Linked DNA regions of Homo sapiens: region 1 is linked to region 2. A link is a loop called in an ENCODE intact Hi-C map of the cell type or tissue named here. Cell type or tissue: heart left ventricle. All regions are shown on one strand. Links, peaks and the distances in the headings refer to the core of each region. The heading gives the core; the rest is flanking DNA. Region 1 overlaps ZMIZ1 (zinc finger MIZ-type containing 1). Region 2 overlaps ZMIZ1 (zinc finger MIZ-type containing 1).

Region 1 (14,985 bases), core at 3,401-11,400, 56 kb before region 2:
GGTGGGGAGGGGTGGGGTTTTCCATCGAAAAATGGTGTTCCATCGAAAAATGCTTTGGTGTTCCTGCTGTTGTTTACATACTTAAAACAACTTGCCAAAGGTCTGCCATAAATATAATAGCCAGCATTTATTGGGCAACTAATGTGTTTCATGCTTTTCCCAGACTGCCTGGGTTCAGCCCTCAGCTCTGCTCTTTATGAGCTCTGTAACTTTGGGCAAGTAATGTTTAACTTCTCCGACTTTGGTCTCCACATCTGTAAAACAGGCTTACTAGTGGTGTAGTAATAACTAACATACTACCTCCTCCATAGGTTGAGAAGATGGAGTGCGCAAACTTCCTGGCACATAGTAAGTGCTCAAGAAAAGGTAGCCCTAGTCATGGTCACCACCAGCATTCCCATTGCCTTACCTCTGATTTACAGATGAGACGGTGAAGTCGATTGCCCAGGTCATGTGGTGCCTGGAGCCCAACCAAAGCGGCCTGCTGGCACCTAGGCTTCCTGATCTCCAACTCCCTGCCGTTTTCCACACTCTTGTGTAGCACAAAGGGCTGGCCCATCATCTCTGAGAGGCCCCCAGTCAGTCATAACCCAAGTACATTGTAATTCAACCTACTAGGGCAGCTTGTTCCCCTTGGAAAGGCGTTCGAGAGGGAGGTGTTGCATCTGGGCTTCTGTCTGAGAAGCTTATTTTTTTCATGTGTAAACTGAGGCTCATAATAACAATACCTACTTTTTGGACTCTTCTCGTGTGAAGGGAAGGAGGCCACAGAGGGACTGGGCTTGTCAGTTGTACCCTATTATGTGGAATCACTATGAATGGTAACTGACTGGAACTTCTGGCCAGTCACTCACCCCTCCGAGCCTCAGTTTCCTCATCTGAAGACCATGAGCCGAAACAACATAATCTCTTCCCGAAGTGGCTTCTCAGGGCCACCAGTCCCCAAAAGCAAAAGAGAGGGCAGCAGAGCACCCCCACCCCCAAGAAATTGTCAAACCTATTTGCCTGGAGGAGATGGCTCAGAGTAAATAGTTTGCTTCACTCAGCCTTTCCCCAGACTACAGACACCACCCACCCCCGACTTTTTTTTTTTTTTTTTTTTTTGGAGTGCAGTGGTGCAATCTCAGCTCACTGCAACCTCTGCCTCCTGGGCTCAGGTGATTTTCCCACCACATCCTCCTGAGTAGCTGGGACTACAGGCATGCGCACCCATGCCCAGCTAATTTTTGTATTTTTTTTTTTTTGCATATGGTGTTTCACCATATTGCCCAGGCTGATCTTGAACTGCTGGGCTCAAGCAATCCACCTGCATCTGCCTCCCATAGTGCTGGGATTACAAGCATGAGCACCATGCCTAGCCCCACCCTTTTTTTAATGCAAAATAACTATGGAAAAGACCAATAGACCATTTTGGGAAACGCCCGCGTAAACAGTCCCTTTCAGCTCAGGCATTGCAGCTCCATCCAGCGGATGGTTTACCTACTGAAGAACCACCTTTCCAGGGGAGCCTTTCACAGAGGAGAGGAGGGGACAGTGTCTGCAGAGGCAGAAGTCTTCCCCTCAGCCTGCTTTCTTGGCCTTTCCACCTCTTTTTAACCCACCCTCCAGCCTCCCACTTTTGCTGGCCTCCTTGTCTTTTCTTTTTTTGTTACCAGACCACAAATCTGTTTGTGGTTGGGCAGTCCCAAGAGCAAGGCCAACTGGGCAGAGGGGTGGGGCCTCTGCCATGTCCCTAGAGACAGGCCCCAGAGTTTTGCTGGCTGTCAGAGCCAGAAGGGGTTTGTTTCACCCATGGGGGCTGTGGGCCCCCAGAACCTGTGGTCAAGCCTTTGCAAACGTGCACTTTCCTGGAGAGGTGGTCTGAAGCCTTGTTTCAGATCCTTAATTCAATGTGGACACCTGGAAACAGTGTCGAAACTATAGCCTTAGTCCAAGGGTCTGTAGTCCCTGGCCGTTGAATGGAGTGGAACTGTCATGCTGCCTTTCTCCCCCTCTTCCATTCCACCTCAGTCGTGTGACTCTTGAAGATGTGAATAGATTTATGTTCACACCTCCTGCTTCTAATCCAGCTTGACATGTTCCTGGCAAGGAAACTGTGACCAAGGGATGTGAAGCGACTTGACCAAGGCCACAGGGCCTGGCACTGGGGCCGGGGGGGTCCAGGGAATGATGAGTGAGTGGCAGGCAGGCATGGCCTTCTGCAGCAGCTGACTTCACTGTGAAGCCATCCCATCTTGTCCTCTGTGAGACCTACTAGGGGTGTTGGGATTCAGTGTCCCAGAAAGAGCTGGCACTGGGGTGAAGGAAGTCCCCGCCCAGTCCCTCTTCTAGGAAGGCTGGGCAGGACTGGTTTAGGAGTTGCCTCCTCTGGGTCAGGAGGTCAGCTTCTGCTCTGCAGGCTGCATTTTGTGGGTCCCGCCCAGGTTCATGGTTCCTCTTCGGGGGCTGTGGGGACCACTGGCACTTATATTGAGGGGCACACGGTGTCTTCAGATTGCCCGGCTGGTGTAAGCTGGTTAGGAGTCCTTAGCTGGGGTTGTTGTGCTGTTGGTGGGGAGAGGCAGCCTGGGGCCTCCAGAGAGCCGCTGGCCGGCCACTCTGTAATTGTGCATGAGTCACTCTGCCTCCCTGCTCGCAGTCCTCATGTCCCCACCTTCCTGGGATCCTGAGAAGTGGGCTTTGTGATGGTTGGGAGCAAGTAAGGGGATTTCTTGGCTCTCCGCCTGTCTGCCCTGTGTGCCCGGCATACCTGAGCTCCACAACCTCCCTGCGCCTCAGATCCTGGGAGAAGAGCAGAAAGCTCGGGTGTGACTTTTTTTTTTTTTTTTTTTTTTTTGAGACTGAGTCTTGCTTTGTCACCCAGGCTGGAGTTCAGTGGCACGATCTCGGCTCACTGCAGCCTCTGCCTCCCGGGTTCAAGAGATTCTCTTGCCTCAGCCTCCTGAGTAGCTGGGAATATAGGTGCCCACACCACCATGCCCAGCTGATTTTTGTATTTTTAGTAGAGACGGGGTTTTGCCATATTGGCCAGGCTGGTCTCGAACTCCTGACCTCAGGTGATCCGCCCGCCTTGGCCTCCCGAAGTGCTGGGATTATAGACGTGAGTCACTGCGCCGGGCCTCAGGTGTGATTTCTTGTTTGGTGTTTGGCGATGGGGCTGTGAAGCTGTGAGTTTGACGTCAGTTTATCTCCTGCAAAAGAATGGCCTTCTGATTCCTCCCACCTGGCCTGGGTTGACATCTGCATTTCTGCTTGTGCTTCATCTGCAGGACTGACCCCTTTAGGCAGAAGGAGTGGGTCTGCATTGGGGGTTGGAATCCTCATGGGCCTCAGAAGTCTTGGCGCCTTCTGCCTTGTGGATGGCCTCCCTCCTAGCCAGCTCCCCAGAGGGGTCTGGGCAGCTCTGCTCCACCCGAAGGCTCTGGATGCTCCTATTTCTGGTATTCTTGGCACCTTTGATTCCCAAGACCATTAGGGACCTTGGCGCCCATCTCATCTGATGCCTGTCATACGGATGACTTATGCCCCATCTACGCTATCCCCATAGAGCACCTTCCCATGTGGGCTTGCATGCCTCCACGGACAGGCTGCTCCCTGCCTCCCCAGCAGCTCCCTCTGTCTAGAAAGTTCCACATCGTATGGAGCCCAGAAGGATACCTCTCCCCTAGTTCTCTTCTCAGGACCTTGCAGAATGTGGTGAATTGGTCCTCAGGAAGTCTCTTCCATTCTCTGCCTCAGAGATTGTATCCTCGGAGACTTCTCTCTGGGCTGAGTCTAAGGCTGGAGAAGGCAGAATGGGCTTCCTGGGGAGGTGGCCTTCTTATATCCCCTGGGCCTTATTATCTCTGCCTCTGGTAAGAGTCTGGGCAGCTTGGAGACCTGAGACCTGACCTGAAAATAGCTTAGCCCAGGTTGTAAGACGTGGCAGTAGGCTGGGGAGGCCACAACAGTGGCTCACTGGGGCCCTAGGGGAAGAAAGTGGTCTGGCTTCTGCTTTTCAAGCAGGGTCAGACATTCCAGGAGGCTGAGAAGGCCGTCTGTCTTCCTAGCCTCTTGCAGCATGCTCGCCTGCCACTGCAGCCAGAGCCCCCTCACTGGAGGTAGCCAGGGGCTGTGAATAGTGCTTCCTCCCCTGTGGACCAGCACCCAGCTCCTTACTGAGCTCCTCTCTGCCTGGCCCTGCCCCCTGCCACTTAGGCGCATCTTGCCTAAGTGTCTACAGGCCCCTGAGACCTGGGCTCTGTGCAAGGAGCGCTGGATTTAGAGACAGAACTTCTGGCCTCCTCCTGCCAGCATCGCTGGGGGCTGTCGCACGAGTCCAAGGGGAAGGCCAGCACGTTGCATGCTGTCCAGTATCACTGCATCGGGGAGTGTAATGTTTCATTACCATGTGCAATGATGGTAATGGCAGCACAGAAAGGCCCTGGAGACCATCCAGGCCAACCTTCTCATTTAGATGCTGAGTCAAACCCCAGAGGGGACGAGGTCACACGACAAGTCCCTGGCAGAGCTGGAGCTAAAATCCAGGTGTTCCCACCATCTAGCCAGTGCCCAGCCCTGCCTGTTACTCCACAGAAACCCTTTGCTGGAGTAAGGCACAGGAGAGGTGCCTCCATGGCTGTGGCAGTGGCACTGGCCTGGCCTGGGACTCACCTTCCTCATTTTGCAAAGCGGCTGGGCCTTTCGGCTCTGGCTGTGCCCACCAGAAACACTCGTCCTGGGGGCAGGCACTCGGTGCCTATGGTCTTGGTAAGACAGCTGGCTCCTCCAGCCTGGGGGCCGCTGCCCTATAGCAGGACACTTTCTCTCACTTCCTGGCTTATATGGGGCTGCCTTGCATTCCGCCTTGGGTGGCAACAGGGTCCTCAGGAGCCCACCTGAGACCCCACGCCCAGCTTTTTGGCTCATCAGGCTCATTTGGTGGCCTAGACCATGGCTTGAATTTATGGTCTGAGATGCAGCCTGGTGTGATCCCTTCCAGGCCCCTAAGACCCAAAGATGCCCAAACTATTGGAGCAGGAGGGACCTGGGCAGCCAGTCTACTTAATGCCCTTCTCATCCCATTTCCCAGATTAGAGCCCTGAGGCCAGAGAGGGAAGGAATCCAGCTGCAGAGCTGCAGGCAGGATCCCATGTCCTCCCAGCCTCACTGGCTTGGTCTCCCCCTACTTTCACCCTTTGCGCCCGAGGCTGTCCTTGGCCTTCCCAGGCTTTGTGTGGAGTGAAGGACGATGGGGGACAATGGGCAGAGTAGCAACTGCTACTTTTCCCTCAGGGCTCCTCTAGACCTCTGCCAGGCCCTGCGTCACTTCCAGTTCTGGGGAGCCCATGCACTGAATGGGCTGGGAGGGTCCTGCTGGTGGGGCCTCGTGCCAGCCTGAGAACAAGGCTTCCTGGCTGGGCTTGAGTCCCCAGCACTCTGGCCCTGGGGAGGGCAGAGTCTGGGGTCCTTTTGTGCCTCCCCTCGCCCAGCTACCCAAGGAAGGTGGATTCATGTATTCCTTTGTCAAGTTTATCAAGCACCTTCCATGTGCCAGGCACTCTTCCAGGCCCTGGGGATACATTGGTGAATTTGACAGGGGCCCTGCTTACATTCTAGTAGGCGAGACAGTCAGCAGGTCAACAACTTAATGCATGACATCATGCCTGAGTTATAATCAGTGCTTTGAAGAAAAATAAACCAGGATAAGGTGATATAGGGACATGAGTGGGTGATGGGGCTTCTTTAGGTGGTGTGGTCAGGGAAGGCTTCTCTGAAGAGGCTGCATTTGAGCACATACCTCAGGGAGACAGGGAAGTGAACTCCATGAACATTTGGGAGAAGAGCTCTCCAGGCAGTGGGAACAGCATGTGCAAAGGCCCTGTGGCAGATGCTTGTTTGGCGTGGTCTGGGAAAAGCAGGGAGGCCAGTGTGGCTAGATGGAGTGAGGGAAGGAGAGAGTGGGGAGGAAGTCAACAGAGTGATCAGGGACCAGGTGATAAGGGACAGAGAGCCTTATCAAGTACAGGAAGGGCTTCTGACTTCATGCTCAGTGATTTGGAAGCCACTGAAGGATTTTAAGTAAAGGACTGAGGCTATCAGATGTGTCCCTCTAAGATCTCTGGCTGATGAGCCGAGAATAGACTGAAGGGACAAGGGTGGCCACAAGGAGACCATCTGGGCAGCATTTACAGGAACCCAGGAAAGGATGCTGGCGGCTTGGACCAGAGTGTTCAGTGGAGGTAGTGAAACAAGGTCGGATCCTGAATGTATTTTAAAGATTGACTGAGGCTGTGGCCAGGAGCCCACTGGGAATGCCTGTCCACCTCCGTGAAACAGGCTGAGCTAGAGAACTGGCTCAAGTTGCTGTGTCCTGGGAGTCTGAGCCCTTCTCCTTTTGTGCTTGTCAATTCCTGTGCCTCAGCCACTCTGTCATAAGGTGGCCTTTTAACAGTTGGAAAAATAGAGGCATAGTGGGTCTTCCTGATACCCTTGTCTACCCTTGGAATTCTGATATTCTGCATTTGGTCTCTCTCCTCCCCTCTGGCTGATTCCCTGGCATTCATCCCCTGCATGTTCATACACTCCACTCTATGCACCATAGTTTCCCAACATGTTAGTCATCCTCTATCCCGAGGCCTTTGCATATGCTAAGTCCTCCACCTCCACTCTTCAGTCAGGTGAACTCCTACCCATCCTTAAGAGCCCAGCTCAAAAGCTGCCATCTTTGAACTCTCTCCCCTGACACTCTCAGGCACTGAGGATTTCTTCTCCACTGAAAATTCTACTCCTCTCCCTCCCACACTCTATTGCAAGGGATCAACTGCGTGGGGCTGGGTCTGTGCCTTCCTTCACACCTCCTCTTTCTGTTCTGTGTCCTCACAGCCTGGCCCAGGGCCAGCACAGAGGAGGGAACAAAAACATTTCAGTGTATTCCTGGAGCAGTAGTTGGTTACTATGGAAACAAGGAAGTGTTGCAACTTCCTGAACTTGAGGTTGGGGTCAAAGAGGGCAGCTCTATCTTGGCCACACGGGATCAACCCAAGATGGCCATGCTGAGGTTCTTATTAATTCAAAGTCACTTCGGACAGGCTCTTTCCCATCCCTGAGCCTCAGCTTACCCCATCAATAAGATGCAGGTGTTGGGACTGCTTGACTGTCTGCTCTAACGTTCTGTATCCTTGTGCCTCCAATCCTGCCGTATGAACACAGGCAGGTCCTTTGCCCTCTTTGAGCCTCAGTTTCCCTATTTTGTTGACCTCTCTCCAAGAACATAGCTGCCTGAGTCAAGCAACTCCAGAATCCTAGGGTCAGCGGCTGGGCTGGCCGTTGATGATTGAACTGGGATTCTTGTGACTTGCAGAGGCACAAAGAGGGAAGTCCTGCTTTCCAGGGTGGTGGGGTGGGGGTGGGGGAATGAGGCAGCAGGAGGGTGGGTTGGTAGGGATAATCCAGGCCGGCTCACTCTGGCCTGAACCTGCACAGGCCCCTGGGTCTCCTTTCTTCACCTTGAAGGTGGCAGGAGCTAGTGCTTGCCAGGGGCCCTTGGCTCTGCCGGACGCTGCCCGCTCCGCATTCTGGTGCCGTGCCATGTAGATCCCGGCCTGTGCTCTGAGGGCCACAGGTCCTGTGGTGGCCCCAGAGGCTGCCTGCTGCCTGTGGTGGCAGGGCTGAGTGGGTGGGCACCATGTTCTTACTGTGTCTCTTCTCTCTCCACTTCATTGCTCAGAAGCCAAGAGTTAGCCAAGCACAAAACCACAGCCTGGCTGCTGGCACCCTCCTCTGCAACCCTGCAGCACCTGGGCAGGCTGGTTCTGGGGGCTCAGCACCAGTCACCAGGGCTCGGATGTAGCCTCCTCAAGCTGGGGGTGGGGGTCAAGGGGCCAACATGCCCAGCGTGACGCCAGGCCCGCAGTTGAGTTCCCACCTGCCATTTGCACATGCCATTGGGCAGAGTGGGCAGAGGCCTCAGCCCGCATAACGCCCCACCCTGACTCCTGCCTGGCACTCAGGTGCCGTCTGGCCTGCACCAGACCCAGAAAGAGTGACCTGGGATGAGAGGCCTTCCATGGCTCTCTGGGCCTGCCTCCTCATCTGAAAAATGGGCAGAGGGTGCCCGCCTCCCATGGCCACCAGGAGGGGAGACAGAGGAAGGCAGCTTGTGATCTCCAGAGCCCAATAAACACGCTTGTTAGGATTACCAGCAGCAGGCAACAGGCTTCAGCCCAAGAGATGCCCCTGAGAACCTCTTTTTCAGGAAGCAAAAGCCCAAACCTTTTCAGAATGAGACTCTTATTCTGGGAATGAGAAGTGCCTCTCCCTCTGTTTCTGAGCTGTGCCCAGTGGCCAGGGACCTGAGTGGCCATCACAACGTGCCTTTCCCGCCTACCACTGCTCCCTGGCTTTCTAGGGTTGGAGTTGGATGAAACCCCTGGGGCAGCACCGGGCACTGGAAGGGCCCTGGTAAGGGAGAGGATACCCACTGCCCATCTCTGCCACTCATCAGCTTCCTGACCCTGACGAGTCCTTGTCTCTCTGCCCTCTGTGCATTGAGGCCCCTTCTAGCTGGGACTCTCCTTTGGAGTCTACTGGAGCATTTTTACCTCCAGGATAGGTGAGGCTCCCTACTCCAGACCCCCAGGATGTAATGTGGGTCTCACCTCAACTCACAAAATTCTCACTTCTGTTAAGAAAGGGCCTTGCCATGGTTGACGGGGATTTGCACTTCACCGTGTGGACAGTGACAGAATGCGTCTCCCCGCCCCTCCTTACCTGGCAAACTTTGTCATTACCTCCTCCCAGGGACCTCCTAGGCATTCTCCTCTGGACTCCCTCAGCCCTCAGCCTTCTCCTCCTCCCGGTACCAGCTAGGTCAGACAAGACCTGGAGCAGAGAAGGTGCCCAGTAAAGCCTGATGAGTTCTTGAATGATCAAGTGAAAGCCCTCAGGTATCCAGATAGTTCAGTTGGCCAGAAAGCCCATTTTTCTCAGATTTTACTCAGCTATGTTTGCTTGTTCAGCATATAGAATCCTTTTTATTTTTATTACTTCATTTTATTTTGTAGAAACTGGGTCTCAGTCTGTCACCCAGGCTGGAGTACAGTGGTGTGATCATGGCTTACTGCAGTCTCGAACTCCTGGACTCAAGCGATCCTCCCACCTCTGCCTCCTGCTGGGACTACCGGCACGAGCCATCACCCCGGCTAATTGAAAAAAATTTTTTTTGTAAAGACGAGGTCTTGCTTTGTTACCTAGGCTGGTAGGATCTTTTGTTATTTATTTTTTATTTTTTTATTTTTATTTTTTTTAAAGATAATCTTTTTGGAAGCTCTGTGTCCAGGACTGATTCTCTATACCTTTGGCCAATCTCTTTCTTTTAAAACTAGGGTTTCCTGAATTGCATTTTTGCATTTCTTTTATTTACCTGGTCTGTGCAACTATTTTTTTCTCTTTTGGACTCCATATAGCAAATAATTCTGCCTCTCCTTTTATTTGAATTTCTCATGCCAAAAAGGCAGGGAGGGTTAGTAAACACTGCTTTGGTTGTTCTTTGTTTTGTTAAGTGTTTTTAACTTCTTAGTGTGTTAGACTAGATTTTATCTGCCTTTCCTACCTGCCTTAACCCCAGGCCTCTAACCCTCCACCTTCCCATTGCTTGTTCACTGGCATTGTGTCTCCTAGGACAGCTGTGTGTGGTAGCGCATGTTGCGCACTGCACAAGTTGGGGGTGGTACTCACATTTTAGTCCCCTCACATTATACATGTATTAGATGATTTTTTGGCAGGTGATGGTAAAGTGTTGGAGGAAGGGGAGCCTGGTTCTAATTCTCATAAAGCCACCTTGGATTAGGAGTAGGCTGACATTGTCCCATGGTCCTGGCTGAAATTGGGAAGTCATTTTGACTCCTTCCCCAGGGCTGTACCCCGTGACATTGGGTGTCCATGTCCCCATTCCCCTGCCCAGAGCATGGCTTATGGGAGTATGTAGTCAGGGAACTGATGTCTTTGGACTCCACCTTCTGGATGTTTCTCCAGCCACCTCTCCTGTCTACATCCCCAGGCAGCAACCTTCTCCCTCAGGTGTCTACCTCCAGCTTCCCCTTTTCCATCGCCCCTTCACTTGGCTACCAGTGTGAACCTGAATAAAAGGCACCCCTGATCTATCACCTCTTCCACTCTACTTAAAACTCCTTCGTGCCTCTCTACGATCTACAATCTGAAATTCAGTGCCCTTCATTCTCTGGCCCCAGATGAACTTTCACTTGTGTGTGCTTTGCACGTTGTGTTCCTCTCTGCTCTGTCTGCCTGGAGAACTCCTAGGCATCCTGCAAACTCTGCCCAAGCCTCAGCTTGCCCTCATGCACCAGCTAGGTCAAGCGGATTGGTCCTCCCCTTGCCCCGGTTCCCCAGGCACTGTTTCCTGACCAGTGTTGCAGCCCTTGCTTGGCAGGATCGCAGCTACCTTTAGAATACCACAGCCACCACCAGGCTCTGGCTCCCTGTCACCCAGCAGCACCAGCTTGGATCTAGCAAACATTCCAGTGCGCTCCCTGCAAGTTGAATAACACATGGTGGCTACCCTTTCCCAGAGCTGGTCGGCTTTGTGATGTGGACCATGTGCATGGTCTGACCCCTGGCCCCTTCTTTTGCCCTTTCCCCTGCCAGCCAAAGCCAGAGAGATGGCTGGGCCATGCCAGGCTCCCAGGAGCGCTTTGTGGGTCAGGTTGTTTTGCCCAAAGCTACTGGGTCTGAGGATACCTGTGAGCTTGCTGTGCCTGCATTGCCGCTGCCCAGGCTTGGCTTCCTGGGAGAATTGGCTCGGCAACAGCAGCCTGGGCCAGGCCACAAGGCTTCTTGGGCAAAACTCCCTGGGCAGGGCCAGGGGCTGGGGCCTCATATGCACTGCCTGTGCACCAGGCGAGTCTGTGGGCAAATGAGCTCCAGCTTGCCATGGTGCTGGGGGAGGGCCACCCTTCTGCTGGGTAAACATGGGTGTTCAGGCCTGCCTAGGCACGGCCCTGGGTTCTTTCGGTTAAAGGTGCAGGACAGCATTTTGTCGAGCCGGGAGTTGCCAGTGAGAGGGTGACAGAGAGGGACACATGGGAACCTTCACCAACCTTCCCTGGGACTCGGCCCCTACAGGCTTTAAGCAGAGGCTGCAAGGAGGCTTAGGGGTCCCTGGGCCAGGACTACTGTTCCGACTCTGAGATCTTTTATCTGCTGCAATGCTGGCTGCTTTCTGGGACTTGGGGAAGGTGGGTGGGCTGTGAGCAGGTGCGTTTCCTAAGCCAGGTCTGAGACCAGAGCTTCCATTTAGCGGTCCCCACTGCAAATGCATTTCAGTCCTTGCTCCCCCAGGCAAAGCTCACATCCTTGGGAACATCCTTCCTGCACCAGGCATGGTACTTTGGGGTCTGGAGACTGTCGCAGCACCCCTCTGAAGTGGGTGGTATTATCCCATTTTGCAGAGGAGGAAGCTGGAGTTCAGAGTGCTGAACTTGTTCAGCCTCCACAGCTGCTCAGGGAATCAGGTCTTCTACTCCCTACGTGAGGCCACAGCTTGATTTTTCTTTTCTGGTCCGTGGCTGTTTGTACAAACGAGTATCCTGTGGACATGGTTGTCTGCCCCTGCCCCTCCGACAGGACAGCGCTGAGCAGGTACCTGGGCTGGTGCCACACTTGGGGAGGTGGACACGTAGCCTCAGAGCCCGAAGCAACTGGTGGGGTTCATTCCCATGGAGGAGAGGTTCTCCGTGGTCCACGGCCGGAGCCTCCGCATGTCAGATCCTTCTCCCCACCCAGATGGAGCCAAGTGGGCCCCACATCAGTGAAGGAAAAAGCCCTTGGCTCTTGTGCAAACACAAATTGTGGAAGAGTGGCATCAACAACACGAGGTGCTCCCCATCCATCCGGCTCACTTTCCTTCTACGAGATGAACTCAGCTCAGGGTGTTTTGTGCCTTCTCCGGTTTGCTCTAGTTTGGTTTTGGTCTGGTACAATTGAAGTCTTTGCCTCCTTCCGACAGAAGCACTGGACCCCTCTCCCTGGGCCCTGAAAACCCGGAGGGGTACTGGGACTGCTGTGTTGGATCAGAGGAGTCAGGTAGAAATTAGGGGTTCTGGGTGCAGGGAGCACTTGAGGTGCCTGCTGCATGCTCCCTGAAGACAAAATCCCAGGGAGGATGTGTCAGTTCCGAGGGCCACTGAGATCACCACCTCCGTGAGCATGAGCAAGACCCTATTGGCCGCACCTGGGACAGCCTTCCTGGGCAGGGCCAGTCCTACCACCTCCTTTGTCCCTCTCCCACTCCCCAGACCCCCACCCCCTACCCCTCAGGCCACCTGCTCCCTTTTTACCCAGGCACATGTCCATGTGTGCCCTTACAAGCTCCTGGCTTTCGGAAGGGAGGGGACAGGTTGTAGAGAGACGGGATGCGCCGGAGTGTAATTTTATTTCTGTGGCTCTCCTTTCAAGCTGTCACGGTAAATCTATTTTACTTGTCACTTTGTAAATCATTATGCAGGATTAAGCCTTTTACCAGCTTTTAAGGCTTCTGCAACCAGGGACAACCCCACCTCTCCCTCATCCTGCCTTCTTTCCCTCACCTCCCTTCTGAATGACCCTACTGCTGTGTCTTAAGGCTCAGTTAGAATGTAAGTGGGGACCCAGGAGACAGCTTGCTGTCATTGAGTTTAGCTGCCCCATTTTACAGGTGGGAAAACAATCCCTGGAGAGGGAGGGACTCCCAGGTGCAGTGCCTGGGGTGCTTAGTGTTTTGTGGTGCCCCTGAGCAGTGGGGAGGGAAGTTGCTGAAAGCAACCGAGCCTGGGCATGGGACTTGGAGGGTTTTTTTTCTCATCCCCCATGGGGACCTGGAGGCCCCCTGTGGCTGTGGCAAGATTGCTCAAGACCCACAAGGAGACCCCGTTTGGAAGAGGAGACATACTTGGAGGGAGAGAAGGACCTTCTGCCCCCTCTCAGGGTGTGGGGCTGGTGGGGTAGGGGACTGGTGACAGGAAGCTGGAGGTGGGAATGTGGTCACAGTCACCCTACTGGCATGTGGGATCCCGTTTATTTATTTCTCCAGAAATCTGTGTCCTTCTCCAGAGAAGGCTTTGAGGTGCAAGAACAATGAAGCCATGTGCTGAGATGTTGAGAGTTGCAGATAGTGGCTGGGACTACTAGGCCAAGAGCCAGCAGTGTGCAGCGGTGCGTTTCCTTTCACGGGTCCATCTGGAGCAGCCTGCTCACAAAACCAGAGTGAAAAGATGCTCACCCACAAGGCTGATGTGCATTGTGGGAGCTGAGGTTTGGGGGGTGCCCACTTTGAGAAGCCAGGGATGTATGTGCCCAGGGCCAGACTGCCCAGCTGGGCCATGCCGGGTTTGACAGCCTTAGGTCTTGCTGCCTTTTCCATCGGGATACACTGGCCTCATCGCCAGGTCAAGGGCTTCCTCCCTATTGCTGGGGTTCCAGGGCTGTCCTCTGCCCGTCTGTGCCAATAGAGGGCCCCGCCTTGGGGGGCTCACACTCACCTGTCCTGCTTCCACCACTCCCCACCTAGACCTCTGCTGTCTTGAGCCCAGATGAATTAATCTCTTGCAGCAATTTCAGTCTACCAAGAGACCTTCTCCAGCATCTTCTAGGGGAGGGTCCTGTGCTTTGGGGAAGCTGGACTGGGTGACATTCATTTCCACAGCCCTCTTTGCTTTCCCTGTTCAAGCCACCATGATGTGCAATGGCAGCTGCCTCTTTTTTTTAACTTAAAATTTTAAAATTTTGTGAGTACATAAGTAGGTATATGTATTTATGTGGGCAACTGCCTATTTATTGGCCTATTTCTAGACTCGAGCTGTTCTGCAAAGCCAGAGCCTTGTCTCTTATCCCCTAGCACGGGGGCCATAACGGCACAGGCTAAGGCAATATTTCTCCATTAGAAGGATGGCCAAACAAGAGTCCTCAGACCCTGACCTCAAGGAGTTTCACAGTCTGCATTGGAAACAACCTTGGCTACTCAGCAGAATAGCTGCAAGGAGTACTGAAAGCTTCAGAGAAATCGGCTAATAAGTTCCAAGGAGTGAGATGAGAATGAGCTAGAGTGGTCGGTGGGGAGGGGCCTCCTGGAGGAGGGGGCATTTAAGGGCTGCACTGAGGATGGAGAGGCTTTAGCTAGAACAAGGCAAGGAGCGGGAGGAAAGGTACTTCTGGGCGGTGGAACCGGCATGACCAAAGGAAGGGAGGTGTGCCTGTGGGGGTGCTGGGGCAGCTCAGCCAGCACCCATGGACTTTAGGGGAAGAACAGAGGCCAAGTTTCTAGGGATGGCTGGGACCCCAGAAGGAAGCCAGGGTTAGGAGGGAACACTTATTCTAGAAGTGGGGAGGGAGAGGTGTGTGACAGACTGGGTGAGGACAGAGCAGTGTTTTAGGAGATTTAGTGACAGGGAGCCACCTGGGTTGGAGGAGACCTGAGCCTATTAATTAGGCAGGTGAGTGGAGTCCCTGAGGTGTACTTCAGGACCAACCAGGCTCCCTGTACTGGGTGGGATGGGGCAGGGCTTAGGGGCTGGTGCTGTTCCCACCAGCCCCGCTCCATGCTGAGTGGGAGAGGAGGTGGCAGCAGCAGCTGGGGCTTCTGAAGATCTGGGTGCAGGCTTGGTCTGGCTACTCCTGTGCCTCTGTCCTCAACCTGCAAAATGGGGAGATTCTGCAACTCCACCCAGCCTGTCTGCCTGCTGCTGTGAGGAGTGCTGGAGACACAGGGAGGGGAAGTTCTTTGTGAACTGACATTGCCTGTTCTCATCCCCTTCTGGAAAACTGGTGGCTGCCATGGCATGGCCATTTCATGGCTGCTGGCTTCCCTCTGTTCTCCAGATTGGGGGTGACCCTAGGACCTGGGTTTCATTACCAACAAGCCATGTGATCTTGGGTCAGTCACCTCCCTCTTCCAGGCCTTGGCGTTCTCCTCCATAAATGGATCCGTGCTGATAACCTAAGCCTCGCTGCACG
Region 2 (14,985 bases), core at 3,216-11,215:
GCTTCCTCTGGGTTCCTGCCTCTGTACTCTCACAGCATTGGGTGCTCTGCTGGTCTGGAACTTATTCCCACTGTGTTGGCCTCCATTATTCCTGGATCTGGTTTCTCCGGAGTTCCGGGAGGAAAGGAAGAATATTCCCTTCCCTCTGCACCTCAGGGGTACAGCACAGAGAAGTGCTCAGTGAAAGTATAGGGCCAGCAAAGAAGAGAGAAGTAGGGACCAGGGAAGAGAAAGAGACAGACAAGAGTATAAAAACAGCTGCTCCCAGCCCCTCATACTGCCCTAGCCTGCTTCCTGCCAGGGAGGCCATTCCTAGCGACGCATGCCTGGCCTGAAATAGACACATGGGGACCTTGGTAGTGCATTTTCATAGCTCAACACTAAGCACCCCCCTCCCCCTTATTCCTTGGGCACTGAAGCTCCCTCTCCTCCCAGGGCCTTGCCTCTGCAGCCAAGACCCCTCCTCCAGCAGTGCCCAGACCTCACCCCTCTGTTTCTGTTAACTTTGTTTTATAAATAAATCATATAAATAGGCTCCTCTGATTCCTCGGAGCATGCAGTGTTTAAGGACTGGGGCATTGCCGCAGGCATAATTGTACTACCGAATCCATCAGCTGCCTAATTACCATTCATTTTGCATTTATTTCTGCTAATTAAAAAGAGAGAAACTCCTAACAACTTTTACATAAATACTATATTTGTTCTATGTAAAGATGGATGCTAATTTGCTGGTGATTAGCTGATTATCGGATTTTATAGCTGTCACACAGGATGGCCCTCTCTCCCATTTGTACCCCGGACACCACTTGAGGCCCCTGATCAGATATGGGAGGAAGGGGTCAAGGGAGGCCCACCTGGGGGGTTCGAGGGCCTGTCTGAAGCCCGGGGTCACCAGGAGCACCAGATGCCACTGGGGCTCAGGGCGGGGTAGGGGGAAGGTGCTGCAGTCTGATTGGTGGAGCTGGGAGGAACCTGTGGCTCACTCACCGCTTCTGTATAGATGGAGAAACTGAGGCCCAGAGAGGCCTAGCACTTCCCAGCAAAACAGTGACCAGGGACAGAGTCAGACTGCTATTCTAGACTGGACTCCAGTGCCCATCCCACTGTTGTATGCTGTTGTCAGGAGGAATTTGCAGGGAGGTGGCTTTATCTGCTGCTGGAGAACTATGAGGACCAGACTCCAACTCATGCAGAGGAAAGGAGCACTTAGCCCATGGCCCAAACTGAACCCTCTGTGTACCCTTCTGAAAACCTCCACCTCCTTCTACTTCCCTGGGCAGCCCTGGGCTTTGCCCCACGGCACCCTGACTGCACTTAGCTAGGCTTTCTCCCAACCTGGATTGAGACTTCCCCAGGACTGGCCTTGCACCCTGTGGGCTATCCGGACACATGTGAGGGTGTCAAATTTTAACACTATGTATGTATGTTCATGTAACTAAGGAAAAAAATATAATTAATACATCAAACCCATGATTTCACAGATCATAGTGCTTTTGATGAGGCTAAGTAAAAAAAAAAGTAATTGGTTTAAAGTGATATAAATAATTAAATAGTTTTTTTTTTTGAGATGGAGTTTCGCTCTTGTTGCCCAGGCTGGTGCTATCTTGGCTCACTGCAACCTCTGCCTCCCGGGTTCAAGTGATTCTCCTGTCTCAGCCTCCCGAGTAGCTGGGATTACAGGCATGCGCCACCACACCCAGCTAATTTTGTATTTTTAATAGAGAAGTGGTTTCACCAGGTTGGTCAGGCTGGTCTCGAACTCCTGACCTCAGGTGATCTGCCCGCCTCCGCCTCCAAAGTGCTAGGATTACAGGCATGATCCACTGCACCTGGTTGATACATTTTTAAGTACATAAAGAATTAAGATGGAATATGGACACGGCTTACAGTACCTAATAAGGTGGGTTATTTGATAACTTGAGGAGGGTCTGAGAAGACCAGGTCAGGAGGCCAGGCAGTTGAGGTCAGGGTCAGCAGTGACCTGGGGCAAGGTGGGCCAGGTCTGCAGCCACCACTGCCCCATCCCATGACTGGGCAGATGGTGCCCTCAGATTGTGCCCTTCTCTCCCCAGCCCTGCAGTTGGTCAGAATTAGCCCACAAGAGAGCAGTCATTTGTCCTCCTAAAGGTAGTTTCACTGGGACTCTGTTGGGGGAGGCCAGGAGGTTGGACATTACCCCATTTCCCACCAAGCCACCAGTTGCGAGTGTGTCACTTCACATGGACATGCGGTGCACCTGTTTCCCCTGGCATTGATAGGTGAGACACTGACTGGCCCCTGTTCTCTTTCTTCCTGGCCAATCTGAAAATGCCCAGTTCTCGAGTTAAAGGGATAACAGCTTTGACAAGGCCAGGTGTTGTCTGGGTGGCCAGAGAGCTAAGGGTCAGGGTCAGCGTGGCCCATTGGCCCATTGGAGATCCCCAAGGCTTTGGGGTCCAAGGGCCAGGGTTCCAGGCCTGGCTGCTGCTTCCCAAAGCGTCAGTCTCCTCCTCTATAAGATGGGGACAGTTGTGCTGAAAGGGTTCTGAGGGTCATGTGCAAAGTGTCCCTCAAAGGAAGACTCAGTACAGCCGGCAGTGAGCCCAGTTCCAGGGGCCCTCTCGGCCACCCACCCACCCGCCGCCGCTGTGTCTGTGCCGCCAGAGATCTCCCTCTCATCAGCCCCTTTATCGCCCTGTACACAATCAGGGGAAGCTGGGAAGGCCGCTGGGGCTGAGGGCAGATGGAAAACAAAGAGAGAAAACAAAGGCACTGCTCCTAGGGGGCCAAAAGGCACCTGCCTCCTCCCCCAGGCCTGGCCTTGGCCACCCCAGTCCTCCAGGATCTGCCCCACCCCTCCAGAAGGATAGTCTCAGAACTCATGTAGGTCACCACTCTCAGGGGACCCTCAGGAAGTCACTCGTCTCCAGGCCACCTTTTCTTATCTGTAAAATGAGAGAATTGGACAACAGGCCATGTGACTTTTGGCAAACCTTCCCCCTCTCCCCACCCTCCAGGGTCTCCTTGGGGCAGGCCCAGCTCGTCTCTAGGACCCCCCAGCCTGTCCCAGGAAGTCAAGATGGTGCCCACTTCTGTCTGTGGCAAGGACCCCAGCCCTGCCTTGGGCAGGGTGAGGTAAACAGGAGGCCCCTGTTTCCTGCCGAGATCTTGGGGTGTGCTGGGTGCTCAGTGCATCTGTGTGGAATGAATGAATTATTTCATCAGAAGGGGGCCTACTCAGAGTCAGCCCTAGGTTGCTGCTGCTGTTGAAGCCTCTCAGGGAAGGAGACCCTTCTGGTCACTTGAGGGAGGTGGAGAGAAGTGGTGAAGGGCTGGCAATGGCATCCCTGCCAGGCTGTCTGGGTTCACATCTTGGTTGTGTGACCTTGGACTGGTTTCTTAACCTTCTGTTTCCTCATCTTTAAAAATTGGTTATAGTACTGACCTCATAGGTTGTGGTAAGATTAAGTGGATTAATTTACATAAAGTGCTTAGAACAGTACAGCTAAAGGTTAAATATCACTATCCATTTCATCACTCTTATTATGATTAGAGGGAGGCTTACAGGGAAGCACATGAAGATTAGGCATCCTGGCCTCTCCTGGGCACAGCCCTGGTGAAGGCTGGGAATTGCTGGGAGCTATAGAGTGTTCTAGGTGGGAGGGGCAGCAGTTTGCAAACAGGAACATTTCTATGTAAGTATTTCTGGTAAACTGTTAAACAGGGGCCTCATGAGAAAGGGGCATGGATTCCTAAGAATATAGGAATTTGTTGTGATTTCTTTTCTGATTCTAAATATATATTTGTAATGTTAAATAATTTTTAAAACAGGGCCTCCAAAATTGTATAAGCCTCAGGCCCTGCAACCTGAGCTGTTCCTGATTGTTTCTGTTATTGTGATTGTATTTCTGTGGCCCAGCCCTGTGCTGCCCACTTTGGTGGTCCTGACAGGATGGCCCAGCCTTGGGGTCCCAGGGACCTGTCTTCTCACCCTATGGACAGCGGTGTTATGTGCAGGCTGGCCTCTGAGCTGTAGTCTACACTTCACACCCCAGATGGAGGGAGCTCTGAGGGAGCAGACAAAGGAAAATGGGTACCTCAGGGAAGGTCTCTGAAGGAGTCTTCTCTGCATATGCAGGACACAGAGCCCTGTGCCCAGAGGCTTAGTGGCCAGCCCTGCTGCTCCTACTCACCCGGACTAGGTGTGGCAGGCCAGGCCCCTCTCCCTTCCCACTCCCCCTCGGTATGTGCCCTGGTGGACAGGCAGGGGCGGGTGGGGCCGTGGGAAGCAGGCTGCTGAGTTGGAACAGTCACCCCTACAGTGGTCGTTGAGTGGCTGGCTGTGCACCAAGCTTCAGGTTCCTGCCGGGTGCAGACCCAGAATGGTCCTTGCCCTCTGGGAGCTCTCCCGGTAACTGGGACCACAAGATTTGCACCTGGAAGGGCTAGGGGTGAGCAGGGGAAGGCTGTACTAGACCCATCTCTCTCCGAGAGGAGGCAGGAGAGCCCAGAGGTCGTGAGGGCTGGACCCTGGGGGAGGACCTCTGAGAGGACGGGCCCTCGGCTGGGGGGGGGGTGCTCCTAGGGTGGGCGCTGTGGGCCCTGGCGCCTCTGCCAGCAGCAGGGCCTCTCGGCCCGGGCTCTGACAGGGACATTTATAACTCACAGCTGTGCGGTCCTGGGCCCAACTGACTGTGGTAAACCGATCTGGCTTCAGGAAGTCCCGTCCCGAGGCCACTCCCCATCCCGACCCCCACACTCTCCTTCACCTCCTGACACCCACATCCTGTTCTCAGCGGGAGGGGCAGGCGGCGGGCACTGGGCCAGGGGCCCAGCCAGGGTCTCCAACCTGTGGGCAGAGTGGGAAAGGACAGAGAGCAGCAGTGAGGCCCCAGTGCTGCGGGGTGCCCACCATTGCCAGCCTCCTCTCAAAGCACACACAGGGAGGCAGAGGCCCAGAGGCAGTGCAAGGCCCCCAGGAGCCCACAGGGTCAGAGCGCCAAGAGCATAGGTTGTAGGGCTCAGGGGAATGTTCTGCGCCTCCAGATCTACCTAGAAAGGGGATTCGCCTTCTGGCCTCTGTGGACCCACTCCAGCCAAAAGGAGCCTGACCGGAGGGGCAGAGTGAACCAGAGGCCTCAGAGAATGCTGGGAAAGACGCCATTTTGGGCCCTGGGCCTTGGGCTGGCCCTCCTTTGGGACACCCCGTCCCCAAGATGCTTCGTGCCCATCCCACCTAGATCCTCCCAGCCTAGTTCAAGTGTGGGGCCAAAAATGGTCTTGCCCAGTGCTAGAAAGAGAGACAGTACTAAAGGCTGCAGCACACCATGGCTCTGACCCCTTACATCCCTTGGCCTGATACAATGACCAGTTCTTGGGCCCCATCAGCCAGCCCGCCCCTCCTCCATGCCTCTCCCTCTTCTTCTGCACAACGTTTGCCAAAGCTTGGCCCAGGTAAATCTGGTAGTCTACAGCAAGATTCTAGAATTAGATAGTACCCAACAGGACATACATTTTTGTTTTACTAGTTACAATTTATTAAAGAGTATCAGAAATATATAACTAGCCTATCAAATCAATTATTTCAAGGGCATGATTGCTTTGGACAAGGCCAGATTTATTGGAGCTTAAAAAAAAAGTGAGTGGAAGGTGAACATTAAATTAAGTCATCACACAGGTAGATCTCAGCTCAGACCAAGAATCCTAAAGAGCGTGGAGGAAGAGCTGAAGTTTGGGGAGCACAATCTAACTCATCACCAGGACTCTTTTCTGCTTTAAACTCTGCATCTGGGCCTCCTCTCCCAGTTATAAGCAAAACAGCCAGCCCTGAACCTTGTAGGAGGGGCAAGGGAGTGAGCTGGTTTTCCCGAGGTGCGTACACACATAAAATGGCTCCGAGTGTTGGTCAGGGATCTGGTGAGCAATTCATAATGAGGAAAGAATTCAGGCAGGGGTCACAGAGTGGCTTTGGAAGTGGCTGCCGGCCGGCCGTGTGAGATAATTCCCCGAAGCCAGGCACGGCGCAGAGAGGAGGCCACGGCAAGGGCTTTGTACACCCGGCTAAAAATACCCCCGACAGCTTCTCCCTGTCACCCTGCCTGGGGGCCGTACAGGAAAGTGATGCTGTTCTGCTTTTCCTACTAAGAAGAGAAAGACAACACAAAGTCCCCAGTCCTGGAAGAAACAAAACTTATATTTATATATTTTTCAAAATCCCACTAGGAGGAATTGGCTTGCTGGTTGGAGTGTGGCTGGGCGGGGAAGACACAGCCAGCTCTGATAAATCAGGCATCCCGGGGTGTGCTTAAGTGACCCAAGAGGCCGCTGAGATTAGCTTGGCGGCAGGGACAGAGGTGGGAGGGGAGTGGACGGCACACCGGCCTGCTCTCACACACGTCTCATCTCTCCCCTGTGTACCCAGGAGGAAGAGGAGGAGGCCCGTTGGCGTCGGACCAATGCTGCAAGGGGTGTGAGGAGAGGAGCCGCTGTTTTTCACTGAGCTGCCATACCCCGAAAGGTAACACCAGCCCCCGATGCCCAGGCCATACCATCACCTTTGCCTAAGCCTGGGCAGGGGCAAGCCCTAGCAGCCCAGAAGTGCTGTGGCTGGACCAGAGCTGAGGGTTTTCAGCTGCTTCTCACAGCCTTTCCTGGGCCTGGCTGCAGGGCCTCTCTATAACTCCTTGTGTGGTGCTCATACTGCCAGAAAAGGCTTCTGGGTGTCAGTTTGTCTGTCTCCAAAATGGGGCACTGGGCTCAGGTCCTGTACTTACCTCAGTTCTCAAGGATTCTGTGAGTCAGTTGTGTCTGATTTGGTTGAGCCATCTTAGCAGCCTGGCTCAGTTGGAACTCTAGGGCTGTAGCCAGGGGTCCCAGCCTTTGTGGATGCTGGATTCTAAGGCTACGAGGTCCACAGTGCCATGTGGGGCTTGAGAAGGGAGGATTTTCCAAAGCAGACCTGGCTGGAGATGTGCTTCACTGGGGATGTGGCTGTGGTCTCCTTTGTGGCAGCATTCAAAATTCCAAAGTTCTCCCTGTCAGCTCTGGGCAAGAATTATTATCTGCATTTTCAGACCACGAGAACAAGGCACAGGGAAGTTAATGGTGCCTGCCAGGGATCACACAGCTAGCTCTGGCCACGCCACAGCAGCTTGGCTTCATCCTATTTGCCATACCAGCTTCTATGCTTTTACTTCGACCGTACTGCACTCATCCTCTCAAGAGAAGTTCTGCTTTTGAGGCCAAGCAACCACTAGTCTGTATTGTGTGCCTGTGAGACCCATCCCTCCATCCATCCATCATCCATCCACTTACCTGTCCATCTCTCCATCCATCCCTCTTTCTTTTAGTCCTTCCACACTCATCCACCCATTCATCCCTCCACCACCTATCCGTCCTTCCATCCAACTACTTACCCACCCATTCCCCCCATCCACCCATCTATTTACTCTTTAATTCACTCATCAAATATTCATGGACTCTCACACCAGGCCAGGCCCGCATTAAGGGCTGGGGTTTTTGTTTTTGTTTTTGTTTTTTTGAGGCAGGGTCTCATTCTGTCACCCAGGTTGGAGTGCAGTGACACGAACATGATTCACTGCAGCCTCGACCTCCCAGGCTGAAGCGATTCTCCCACCTCAGCCTCCCGTGTAGCTGGGACTACAGGCATGCACCGCCACGCCCAGCTGATTTTTAAATTTTTGTGGAGACGGGGTCTCACTTCGTTGTCCGGGGGTGGGTTTTGAAGACAGAGCCAATTTAGCCCTGCCCTGAGAGGGTGTGGTGTGCAATGGAGTACGACTCAGATCCCAGAGCCAGACTGAGTTCCATAAGGCAGTGCTCAAAGCCTGTGTGGTGACCATGACGACACAGGGGACGAGGGAGAGGGGACGTGGCTGATTCTGCAGGCAGACATTCGGGGAGGAGGAGGCGGCATTGCTCATGCATTCATTCCCCAGGTGTTGACCGAGAAAGTCTGTCAGGAACTCTTTAAGTTCAGAGATATAGCAGGGAATAAAGCAGACAAAACTCCCTGCCCTTACGGCGCTTGTACTCTCGTGAGGAGGCATGGATGATAAATACCTAAAAAGTGAATAGGTCAGGTGACGCTAAGTTTTAAGAAGACAAATTTAGCCAGGTAGGAGCACAGAGTCTACAGTGTAAAGTACTCTTTCACTAGCCAAGGAAAGCTTTTTTTTTTGAGACAGGGTCTCACTCTGTCACTGTAACCTCGACCTCCCCAGCTGAAGTGATTCTCCCACCTCAGCCCCCTGAGTAGCTGGGACTACAGGCACACACCATCATGCCTGGCTAATTAGTGTACTTTTAGTAGAGATGGGGTTTTCCCATGTTGCCCAGGCTGGTCTCGAACTCCTGGACTTAAGTGATCCACCTGCCTCAGCCTCCCAAAGTTCTGGGATTACAGGTGTGAGCCACTCTGCCTGACCCAAGAAAGGCTTCTGTTAAGTTGGCCATTTAAGATAGCTGAATGCAGCCAGGGAGTCTGCAGGGATGTACTTGACCTGTTCAAAGAAATGCAAATAATCCAGTGTGGCTGGGAGGATGTCAGGATAGGGGGCGAAGTCAGAGAGATCATGGAGGACCCACTCCTGTAGGCGGACAAGTGTGGAGCAGAGAGATAGCTGGGAAGCTGTTGCCCACATCCAGGTAGAGGTGATGGGAACAGGGACGAAGGGGTAGTGGAGGAAGAGGTGGGAAGCCATCAAAGGCTGAATATATTTCAGAGACCCAGCAGGCAGGCTCGCTAGTGAATTAGAGGTGGAGGATTTAAAAAGACGGAGACAGTCAGGGAAGGCCCTTGGGTTTGGGACAGGAGCCAGTGGTAGAAGGGAGGTGGTTATTTGCTCAGCCAGGGACAATGGCCGGGGAGGGCTGCGTGAAGCTGAGGAGTTCTGTTTCAGACACATTGAGTTTGAGATGCCTTTGAGACGTTCAAGTGGAAAGATTGAGGGGGCAGCTGGAAATATGAGTCGGGAAGGCAGAGAGAGGTCCCAGACTAGAGATATAAATTTGGGAGTTGTCGTGGATTGATGGTGTTGCAAGTCGTGAGGCAGATGAGATCACTCGAGAGTGTGTGGCGCTTGAGAGGGTCAGGAGCCTGAATGTGAGTCACGGGGCACCCAGCCGTTTAGGGGAGTGAGTGGATAAGGGGTCTGCAGAGGAGCTGGAGAAGGTGCAGCCAGGGAGGGGAACAGAAAGCAGGCTCTGAGTGGACAAGCAAGACTCTGCTGGGCAGTGCATGGAAAGGACTCTGTATGCTGCAGTGGGAACAGCCTACACAAAGGCTCAGAGGCCTCAATAAACCAGCCATATTTGGAGAGGACTAATGGAGAGACAGGAGAGACCACACCGCCTTCCTGCCCACACTTGGCCACACAGGGGCTAGGGGCTGTGGGCAAGCGCATGCCTGGGCCCTCCCCGTCACCCTGGCCGGCACTCCCTGACCCTGGCCAAGCATCTTGCCCTGATGTCTGTCCACTTTCCCACTTTCTTCAGCTAGCACTATGGACCTCCCTCCTGCTTTCTGGGGCTCCTCCCCCTTGTCCAAAAACGCAGGGCTCCAGGTGGCAGGTCACATGCTGCCCATGGGGAAGAGGCACCGAGCAGCTCCCTATTGAGCACCTGAGCATGGTGTGGATCCTTTATCCTAAAAGATGTGAACCTTCCCAGGCCGCGAGTGAGTGTCAGAGCACCTGCTCCCAGTTAGGGGAGCTCTCTGCCTTTGGTGGGCAATCATATACGTGCGTGTCAGTGTTGTGTCACTTCATTCTTTCTCCATCTCTGTCTCTCTCTTTCTCAGCCTCTACTGCAAACATCAGCAGTGCCCCCTCCAGGCCAGGCCCCGGGCTGGGTAGGATCCCGAGGAACAAGTGTGCTCCTGACCTTCCAGGAGCTCCCCACCGCTCCATCTCTCCCTTGGCTCCTGAGTGTACCTTTTTGGTGCTCAGGAGCCTGAGCCTGACTTAGAATTCCAGCTTTGCCACCCACCAGTAGTATGTCTTGGGGTGCTGCAGCTGCCCTGTACTGCAGTTCACAGGAGAGGGCTCCCCGAGACTCTGGAAACAGACCCAGGAGCTTCTGAGCTATCCCTCTGCTCTGGCTGAGGTTTGACCCCGGGCCCACTCACCCCTCTCTCCACAGCAGAGTTGTGGGTCTTGTCAGATGCTCTTCCCCTTCAGCGTGCAGCTCTAGTCCCACCTTCTCCAGAAAGCCTCCCTTGACCACTCTGAGGTCAACCAGTGTTTCCTAAGCACCTGTGTTGTGCCAAATGCAGGGCTCGAGTCAGGGTGTGCAGAGATGACAGTGGAGGGTTTCTGCGCTGAGAACTGGCAGTCCAGATGGGGTGGTGGGGGGACAGGTAAAGAACCCACACCTTCCAGCATAACAGTGAGCACTGCAGGTGCCCAGCAGAGAGAACGGCCTTGACTTGGTCAGGAACGGCTGCACACAGTATAGCTGCCCTGAACAAGGCCAGAGGCCGGGCAGGTGTGCAAGGTGTGATAGGGGCTGGGGGGTGGGGGTGGAGAGAAGAGTGTGTCCAGGCGAAGGAGACTCGGGAGCACAGTCCAGCCCGTCTGCAGAGTGAGTGCGGTCTGACATGGCCAGGACGTGAGAGGAGGCTCAGGAGACTTTTCCAGGCTGAGAATTGAATGGAGCCAGGCAGGGACTTGTGGACCTCCTCTCCCTCGGGAAAGTCAGGGGGAGATGCCCCTCCAACTCTGCATCGGGGACTAGGGCAGCAGCAGCAGCTGCTCTGATGATGCATGGCTCCGTGGCAGAGCGGTGGCAGGAGGCTTCGGGTAATCTCATTAGTGTGCCCGGCGGAGGGGACGAGTAATCCCGTGCCTTTAGACTCACTTTTCTTTAAGCCTGTCCCTATCCATTCTCTCCCTAAATCCTTGTACTGCTTTGGTGACATCAGGCGGGACTGGACTGGACTTACCTCCATTGAACTGATGGGTAAAACAGGGTTAGAGAGGAAAATTCTTGCATGATGCCATAGCTCACAAGGGGCAGGAACTGCATCCGTCTGACTCCAGAACCCATGCTCTTATAATCCTCTACTATCTCCCAGACTGTCTTAGACTATCCAGGCTTATAGACTGCCTCCCCACTGGCCCCATTTTGCAGGTGAGGAAACCGAGGCCCAGAGAAGGTAAGACACTTGCCTAGGGCCACGCAGCAAGTCAAGGACAGCACTGGCACCAGAAGCTCACCTGGCCTGTTTGTGTCCCCACCCCACCCCACAAGCAGGCACAGGGATCCCCCTGGTCCCTGCCCATTTCTGCCTGGAGCACCCACTGTGCTTGGTCTTCCTGCAGTCTTTGGCACCGGCTCCGGTGGAAGGCACCAAGTTCCTCATCAGAAGGCTCCATTGTGCCTATTGTTTAAATATAGATTACTAATGAAATGCCTTTTCATTGCCTTCCCAGTGAATAGTTTCCGTGTAAAGTTAATTTGCAGTGTTATGTAAATTCTGTTTAACTTCAATCAAGTTTCTAATTATGTTTTTACCGCAGTAATTCCCATTTGATTTGTCATCTCCTGTTAGGTATTCAATGTTCGGTGGGCGGGCTTGCTTTCCGTCTGCCTCTCAGTTTTCCAAGGCCCTGACCTCCTCTCTGCTGTGTGTCTGTCTCCGTGGCTCCTGGCTTCTTCATCCACTTCGGCTTCTTGGTGGCTCATTTCCCACCTCCTCGCCATCCCTCCATCTATCTCCTGCCCTCCACCTTCCTTCTTTCTTCCTCTTGCCCAGCTGCACCTTCTTCCCCTTCTGTTTTCTTCTTCTCTGTCTCCCCTCCTCCCTCCTTCCTGCCCTCTTTCCCCCTCCCCCTCTGTCTGTGTCTTCCTTCTCTGTATCTTCTTTCTGTATCTTCCTTTCTTCTCTCTATTCCGCTCATGGCCTTGCCTCTCACTCTTCCTCCCTTTCTGTGTCTTTCTCCACTGACAAGACTCTCTCCTGCCTCCTCTGCTCACATTTCCATCCCAGTGCTCCTCCTCTCCTGAGGTCTTCTCTCCCTCCTCCTCCACAGTAGAGCCTTTCCCGAAGCTGCATTCCGGAGTGCCTGCGAGGTGTGCTGGGCTGGGGGCTGGGGCCACCAGAGGAGCCCTGTGCAGCCCTGAGTTGTTGGGGTGGGGGATTGGTGAAGAACACAGAGTCTAGGGTTGGGGTCTCCGGGTTCAAATCCCACCCCACCCCTTGTTAACTGTGTGACCTTCCGGTTAGTTCACATTGATTTCTGTGCTGCATCCATAAAATGGGGTGATAATTTTACCTGCCTCCACAGTAAAGCCCTTCCCGAGGCTTCATTCTGCAGCCCTGAGACAGTGGGGTGGGGGATTGGTGAAGAACACAGAGTCATGGAGTTATTGTGAGAAGTCAGTGAGATAACCTATGTGAAGGGCTTTAGCGGAGGGAGGGGCTTGGCCAGAATTAGCCTTTTTACTTTCTTAAGAGACAAGGTCTTGCTTTGTCACCCAGGGTGGAGTGCAGTGGCTCACTGCAGCCTTGACCTCCCAGGCTCAACTGACCCTCCCACCTCAGCCTTCTGAATACCTGGGACTATAGATGCATTCCAGCATGCCTGGCTAATTTTTAAAATTTTTATTAGAGACAAGGTCTCACTATGTTGCCCAGGCTGGTCTCAAACTCCTGGGCTCAAGCAGTCCTCCCATCCCAGCCTCTCAATGTGCTGGGATTATAGATGTGAGCTGCCACACCCAGCCCAGGAATTAGCTTTTATTTGGGAACTCTTGGCCATGCCTTTCATTTTTTGCGGCCTTCCTGAGATGCATCTGCAGTGAGTTTCTGGAGTCCTGGGGGTCAGGCCTGAGGCCAGGGAAGGGTGGGAGCTGGCTGCAGACCCCCATAGAGCTGGCATTTCCCGCTCCCCACTCTCCACCCCTCAGCCTTCCTCCCCTAGAGCAGGGTCTCCGCTCTGCCTGTCAAGAGATGTGGCGTCCTTCTGTCTTAGTGGGCCCATCTCAGGCTGTGAGGACAAGCCTGCCACCCTGGGGTAGTAGCGGAGACACAGATCCCCAATGCTGGAAAAGTGCTCAAGACTCTGGCCCGCAGACCTTTCCCAAGCAACAGACCAAAGGCAGAGCCGCTCCTGCTGAGTTGGACTAGACACCCCCTTCTTCTACCCTCCCTCACCCCCTAGATGCCCCAAAGGCTATAATATACCATGGACTCCAGCTACAAAACCACTGGTCCAGGTGCAGCATGTTGGCAGCTCTGCCATTTATCACAGGGACTTCTCTCTGAGCCTTGGCTCCCCTCCTGTGTGGCCCCAACGTTGGGCTTTGGGATTCTCCCTGAGTTTGGGGATTGTCCCTGTAGTCAGGGAACGGCTGGGTGGCCACAGTTTCCCAGCAGACATCTGCCCTCTGGGTGGGGAGGGCGGAAGGAAAACACCAGACACAGGCAGGGCTGGGGCTGGGCGGGTGCTCTGCCCCCTCCCTCTGCTCCCGCTTCCGCCCCGACTCTGCTGGGCTTCCCACCCAGCAAACCCCTGGCACATCCAGGAAGCAGAAAACAAGTGCTTGGGGAGGGCATTCTTCTGGGTGAAGAAGGGCAGCCGGTCACTTGTCCTTCAGAGACACAGAAGCCTGGGCCACATGACTACCTGACCCACAAGTGGCTGTGCGTGTGTGTAGTGTACGTGTGTGTGTGTGTGTGTGTGTGTGTGTATATCCCTGTCCCTGGCCAAGGAAACCTTAGCCATCACGTGGCTGGTTTCTCTCGCTATTTGTCCAAGTAAGCAGTTCAGGCCAGCTGCAGCCAGGAGGCCGTGACACAGAGCCAGGGAGAAGGGCCACATTGGTGTGGGTGGTGGCAGCGAGGATCGCCATGGGCATCAGGGAGCCCCGAGCTGGGTCCTAGAGCTCTTGGGCCTCAGAATCTGGTATGGGGAGGCCTGGGCTGGGGAATGGCCTTGTTCTGATCCTCTGCCCTCCCTGGACGACTGACCTCCCTGCCCCAACCCATCTGTCAAGAAAAGGCACAGAGCTTGATAACAGAGAACTCTCTCAGCCCTAAATAGAGAGGGTGGGCACCTTCTGACCAGGGGGAGCCGAGAAAGACAGAGTCCTCACCAGAGAAAGGGACACACATGGGCACAACCACCATGTGTATGGCCCCTGGAGTGTGCTTTAGAGCCCTGGCCTCCGTGGCAGGAGTGTGGAAGCCAGGCCTCCCGTGTGCATCCATCAGGCCACTGAATTATTAGCACCTACTGTGTGCCAGGACCTGGGCTAGGCAGGGATAGGGGTTGTCAGAACACAGACCTTCTGGAAACTTCGTCAAACCCTCGCCTCTGTGACATATTTTCTTCCCATTGGATGGGCAGCATCACCTTTCATTGCAAAACCCCTGTGATCTTGTCATGAGCTGGCCATTTCCCACCCCACTGCCATTCCAGGAGGATGCAACCCCTACATTGTTGCAGGGCTCAGGAAGAGCAGTGAGAGGCACCGCCGAGCCTCTCATGGACCAAGCAGGTGTTTCTAGCCAGGGAGAGTGTCCCCTTCCTCTAGGGAGGTGTGAGCCAGACCCTGGGCTTCCAAAGCAAATGTGTGCATGTGGGCAGAACACAGAGGCCCTGGGCTCGGACACCTGGGGGCCTTCTCCTAGCCCACATGGGGAGCAGAGCACCAGGGGAAGTGGCAGCTGCAGAGTGGGGCCTCCCCAGGCCTTCATCGAGGTTTGTCAGCCTGCATACTGTGTCTTGCATAGATGACACCATCTCTGGGGGCCTGGAGGAGGAGGGCTGTGGTGGCTTTTTGGGGCCATGCTTCTGAGAGCCCACCTGCATTCATGTGTCTGTTTGTCCACCTCCTCCCTGCTTCTTCCCTCTTTCCTTCCTTTGACAAACATTTCCTGGCAGCCAAGTCTGTATGGGGCCCACGCTCCACAAAAGATACATCCCTCACCCTGCATGATCACGGCCGAACTGGAATCCAGCAACATTCCAGGGTGGGCCC

What was found. Peaks named below come from ENCODE experiments on the same cell type or tissue, not always from the same donor. Only the 100,000 strongest peaks of a DNase experiment are listed, where the experiment ranks them.
Region 1: it touches region 2 in a loop (2.0-fold over the local background); 58 of 110 quality-filtered maps call a loop at or near these places.

Annotation. Positions count from the first base shown.
Region 1 is chr10:79,077,489-79,092,473 of GRCh38, forward strand. All of the region lies in intron 1 of ZMIZ1 (zinc finger MIZ-type containing 1), which reads left to right. Among named protein-coding and RNA genes, the nearest start is that of ZMIZ1, 16 kb to the left of the region's middle. RefSeq lists enhancers at 6,290-6,861, 6,862-7,431, 6,934-7,053, 10,229-11,215, 11,216-12,202 and 3 more, a cis regulatory region at 6,657-7,157 and a silencer at 7,778-7,847. In heart left ventricle, for the core only: no CTCF peak of the experiment used is centred there; DNase peaks (open chromatin) are centred at 4,688, 6,873, 7,526 and 10,858; H3K27ac peaks cover 7,181 bases.
Region 2 is chr10:79,133,282-79,148,266 of GRCh38, forward strand. ZMIZ1 (zinc finger MIZ-type containing 1) reads left to right here. Exons shown (of 25, transcript NM_020338.4): 3 at 6,401-6,496. Among named protein-coding and RNA genes, the nearest start is that of ZMIZ1, 72 kb to the left of the region's middle. RefSeq lists enhancers at 3,966-4,646, 11,637-12,575, 13,542-13,631, a cis regulatory region at 4,351-4,851 and a silencer at 4,437-4,596. In heart left ventricle, for the core only: a CTCF peak has its summit at 9,865 (motif pointing left); DNase peaks (open chromatin) are centred at 4,748, 6,010 and 6,380; H3K4me3 peaks cover 254 bases; H3K27ac peaks cover 6,815 bases.